2 separate regions of the Homo sapiens genome follow, and region 1 is linked to region 2. Evidence: chromatin loops called from intact Hi-C (ENCODE). Cell type or tissue: dorsolateral prefrontal cortex. All regions are shown on one strand.

The links. Peaks named below come from ENCODE experiments on the same cell type or tissue, not always from the same donor. Only the 100,000 strongest peaks of a DNase experiment are listed, where the experiment ranks them.
Region 1: a loop joins it to region 2, with 5 times the contacts of the local background. A loop is called at or near these places in 6 of 110 quality-filtered maps.

What each region holds. Positions count from the first base shown.
Region 1 is chr13:83,881,178-83,883,677 of GRCh38, reverse strand. It overlaps SLITRK1 (SLIT and NTRK like family member 1), which reads left to right and starts at 1,204. Exons shown (of 2, transcript NM_001281503.2): 1 at 1,204-1,674; 2 at 2,118-2,500. The coding sequence starts at 2,171. In dorsolateral prefrontal cortex, CTCF peaks have their summits at 1,191 and 1,505; DNase peaks (open chromatin) are centred at 427, 1,257 and 1,557; H3K4me3 peaks cover 2,500 bases; H3K27ac peaks cover 2,500 bases.
Region 2 is chr13:83,771,071-83,773,570 of GRCh38, reverse strand. All of the region lies in intron 3 of LOC105370286 (a long non-coding RNA gene), which reads left to right. Among named protein-coding and RNA genes, the nearest start is that of SLITRK1, 110 kb to the left of the region's middle. In dorsolateral prefrontal cortex, no CTCF peak of the experiment used is centred here; no DNase peak of the experiment used is centred here; H3K27ac peaks cover 1,680 bases.

The DNA of each region.
Region 1 (2,500 bases), 110 kb before region 2:
GAGTGAAGAAAGGGCCAAACAGTAACTCTATTTAAAAGACCTAAAAATTTCAAATCCTAAAATGATCTATAAATATTTTAGGACGTATTGATGTGAAAAGGTGTCGACTCTGAAAGGAAAAGTCAGCAAAAGAGGCTTCACGGAAGCAGCATGTTCACGTTTTCTTCCATCCCAGAAGGTGATATTACTGGATTTTTATAAGCTCAGAGTTTGGAATCTGTTGTTTCCTTAACTGGAAAAAGCCTGAGCTTCGTGTTTCCCCAGCATCAGTGACCCAACAAGCATCTGCGCGAAGAGGAGCTGCCGGCTACCTGCAGAGAGCGTTCTCGCTGAGCTTTAGAGTCCAGAGATTTCTATCTCCTCCTCTCAAAATGCAACTGGTTATTTACTTGTAAACATTTAAATTAGTTCAAACTGATGTGAAAACTTTGTCAGTGGGGTGTGTGTGTGTGTGTGCGTGCGTGTAGTGTGCGCGCGCCTGCCTGCCAGTGGGTTTTTAACAGCACTCACAAATCATCTTGGGATTTTTCCCTGCCCCCTCTCCCTTCTTTTCCGGTTCTCAGTTAAAGCTTTCGGGACTGGAATCAAGGACTTCAGCATGCATTGTGTTTCACCCTCCAGAGTTAAATAACATTCAAGAAATATCAAAGAACCTAACTCTCAATGACCAAATTGACTAAATTTCTGCAAGTTTTAAAAAGTATATGCCTAATTTATATACCTTGCAAAAAAATTCATACTCAATTATGATATTATGTAACATATATGTTCCGAAAGCCACTTTGAACATACCAAAAGAAATGTTTCAAAGACATCAAATAGCGTAAAACACTGTGCCGCAGAGAAGGAAGAAATGCATTTAAAGAACCGATGAAAATGGCGTGCAGTATAATTACCTCAAATTGCTGTTCGCTTGACACCCTGACACTAATTTTATTCAAGCCATTGGGAAATAAATGTTTTAAAAGCACTCCTTTCCGAATGGTGGAGCTGGTGGGGGCTGTGAACTCGTTAAGGAAAGGAAAGGGTAAAGTTTCCAGCACGCAAAAATAATCAAATAATCCATTTAAAATAAGCATCTATGTAGATCGTCAGCCTTTTATGCCCACATTTTTAACGCTTGCCCTGTACGTGGATTGATTTTTTTTTCTTTCAGCATTCCCTAGCCAGATGGATTTTTGCTACTGCAGATCAGCAGAGGGTGTCAGATCTTTCAGAGTGCACCAGGCTGGAACGAGCAGAGCTTCTTAGCAACTCTCTTCTCCGCCCCCCTCCCCTCATTCTCGCGCTCTCTTCCTCCCTCAGACAACTCGCCCCCCGCCCTCCGCCCCCCTCCACGTAATTCCGAAAGAGCAGAAGAAAGAGAAGGAGAACAGGAAAAGAAGAGCTAGTAAGCGAGAGCGAGAGCACAGAAAAGAAAAAAAAAAGCCTTAAGAGGACCGAAGGGGAGGAAAGGAAAAGGATGGACAACCACAAAACGCAGCGATTGCGGAAATTTTCCAGCGCCATTGGCTGGGCAGCGTGAGTCCTTCGGTCGGGCGTGATTTCAGCACCGGGGGAACTGGACAGCACCTCGGGGGGACTTCTGGGCAACCCGCAACCACAGCAAGAACTCCACCAGCAGCCTCAACAACAGAAGCCGCGGAAAACCCTGCTTTGTATCAGAGAGGCAAGGTCAGTCCGACGCACAGCCATGCACAGGCAGTGCGCCTGTACTACGCTGCAAACCCTCTGCTTGTTTCTCTAACATGCACTTGCTTCTAATTACTAGCATTGTTTCATTTCTGATCAGTGAAGATCAGTAGATGAGATTCTGTAAGGGTGTACTTTTAATTTATATGTATATATTTAACTTCTTTTTCTGTTATTTTTAAAGTGTTGTGGGGGAGTGGGGTTTTTTTCCTACTTTTTTTTTTTTTTTTTTTTCTTTGCTTGCCTTGCACTACGTGCCTGGATAGTTTGTGGATATAATTATTGACTGGCGTCTGGGCTATTGCAGTGCGGGGGGGTTAGGGAGGAAGGAATCCACCCCCACCCCCCCAAACCCTTTTCTTCTCCTTTCCTGGCTTCGGACATTGGAGCACTAAATGAACTTGAATTGTGTCTGTGGCGAGCAGGATGGTCGCTGTTACTTTGTGATGAGATCGGGGATGAATTGCTCGCTTTAAAAATGCTGCTTTGGATTCTGTTGCTGGAGACGTCTCTTTGTTTTGCCGCTGGAAACGTTACAGGGGACGTTTGCAAAGAGAAGATCTGTTCCTGCAATGAGATAGAAGGGGACCTACACGTAGACTGTGAAAAAAAGGGCTTCACAAGTCTGCAGCGTTTCACTGCCCCGACTTCCCAGTTTTACCATTTATTTCTGCATGGCAATTCCCTCACTCGACTTTTCCCTAATGAGTTCGCTAACTTTTATAATGCGGTTAGTTTGCACATGGAAAACAATGGCTTGCATGAAATCGTTCCGGGGGCTTTTCTGGGGCTGCAGCTGGTGAAAAGG
Region 2 (2,500 bases):
TCCAGGGTAACTAGTAATGTTAATCTCTCTATAAAAGAGGTTGAGAAAATAACAGGCAGCCCCACTGAAGGTCAGAATCTTCTAAAGTTCATGCTTCCTCACCTGTGCTGACAAGTCCTGCAAAATTTGGGGCACAGGGAACTGCTGATATTATTTTGCTGTGAATAATAAACAGTAAATGGCCGGGCGCAGTGGCTCATGCCTATAATCCCAGCACTTTGGGAGGCTGAGGTGGGTGGATTGCCTGAGCTCAGGAGTACTAGACCATCCTGGGCAACACGGTGAAACCCCGTCTCTACTAAAACACAAAAAATTAGCCAGGCATGGCAGCGTGCACCTGTAATCGGGAGGCTGAGGCAAGAGAATCACTTGAACCCAGGAGGTGGAGGTTGCAGTGAGCCAAAATCACAAGACTGCCCTCCAGCTGGGGCGACAGAGGGAGACTCTGTTTCTAACTGAATAAATAACTAAAAATAGTATATGTCTCTGACCCAGGTTCTTTTCTTCTGTTATATGTGTGAATATGTAACTGTACTTGGCTGCCTTGTTGCTTGAAAATAAGGTAAAATTTCAGACTCTTAGCATTCTCTGACTTAACACAAGTAAATATTAATAAGGTTTGTCTGTGTCCCCACCCAAATCTCATCTTGAATTGTGCTCCCATAATTTCCACGTGTTGTGGGAGGGACCCGGTGGGAGATAATTGAATCATGGGGCCGGTTTCCCCCATACTGTTCTCGTGGTGTTGAATAAGTCTCAGGAGCTCTGATGGTTTTATCAGGGGTTTGCGCTTTTGGGTCTTCCTGATTCTCTCTCTTCCTGCTGCCATCCACTTAAGAAGGGACTTACTCCTCCTTGTCTTCCACCATGATTGTGAGGCTTCCCCAGCCAGGTGGAACTGTAAGTCCAGTTAAACCTCTTCCTTTTGTGATTTGCCCAGTCTTGGATATGTCTTTATTAGCAACGTGAAAACAGACAAATGCAAGTATCAAATAAATGTCAGTTCTTATGATGATTTTTTTTAGGAATGTAAATGACCATAAGCTAGAAAATATAGAATCGTCAGGGAAATTAGAATTTTCTTTCTTGGAATTTTCTCTCAAGGATGCCATTTAAGATTCTACTCATGGGAATCTAAAAATGTCAAACTCATAGAACCAGAGAGTAAAATAATGATTTCCAGAGGCTGGGGCTACGGAGATTGAAAAGATGTTGGTAAAAGGAACAAAATTTCAGTCACGCAAAATAAATAAGTTCAAGCGATGTATTGGCATTATGGCAACTATAGTTAATAACAATATATTGCATACTTGAAAATTGTTTGAAGAGTAGATTTTACAGTTTTCTCACTAAAAAAGAAGTATGTGAGATCATGTATATGTTAAGTAGCACAATTTAGCCATTCCACAAATGTATAAATATATCAAAACATAATGGTGTGTATAACTATATAAAATTTATACTTGTCAATTAAAAAATAAAAATAAATAAAATTATATCAGATGAAGGAAAAGCATTTCTACATATTGACTGTAGTCCAGAATTGAATGAGTTTATTTTTTCCCTCAATGTTTTCAGATGGAAATAAATTTGAAACAAACATTCCTGAAATGTCTATTTTTTCCTTTGTGTTTTACTATGGTAGGAACACTTAACATGAGATCTACTCTCTCAAATTTTTAAGTATACAATACGTGGTTGATAACAGGTAAAATGTTGTACAGCAGATCCCTAGAGCTTATTTTACTTGCTTGGCTGAACCTTTATGCTCCATGATTAGCTACTTTCCATATTCCCTTCTTCCCAGCTCCTGGTAACCACCAATCCATTCTTTGACTTTATACATTTGATGATTTTTGATGCCCCCCTAAGTAAGTAGAATCGTGCAATATTTGTCTTTCTGTGACTGGGTTATACTGTTCTCCAAATTCATCCATGTTGTCAAATATTGAAGAATTTCCTTCTTTTGTAGTATTCTATTTAATGTGTAAACCATATATTCTTTATCTATTTATCTTTCAGTGGACAGTTAGATTGTTTCTGCATGTTGGCTATTGTAAATAATGCTTCAATGGACATGGAGTGGTAATATCTCTTTGAGTTTCTGATTTCAACTCTTCTGAATGTATATTCGGAAGTGGGAATGGTGCATCACATGGTAGTTACATTTTTAATTTTTTGAGGAACCTTCATAGCGTTTTCCACAATGGATGAAATATTTTACGTTCTTACCAAGTATGCAAGGGTTTCTTTTTTTTCCACATCCTTGTCAACACTTACCTTTTATCTTTAGGACAATAGTCATTCTAACAGTTGTGAGGTGATAGCATTTTGCAGTTTCAATTTGCATTTTCCTGATAATTAGTGATGTTGAGCATCTTTCCATATAGTTGCTGGTCATTTGTATGTCTTCCTTGGAGAAATGTCTATTCAAAGACTTTGCTTATTAAAACCAATTTTTTTTTGCTATTTTAATCTTTTTGGTGTTATTGTAGATGAG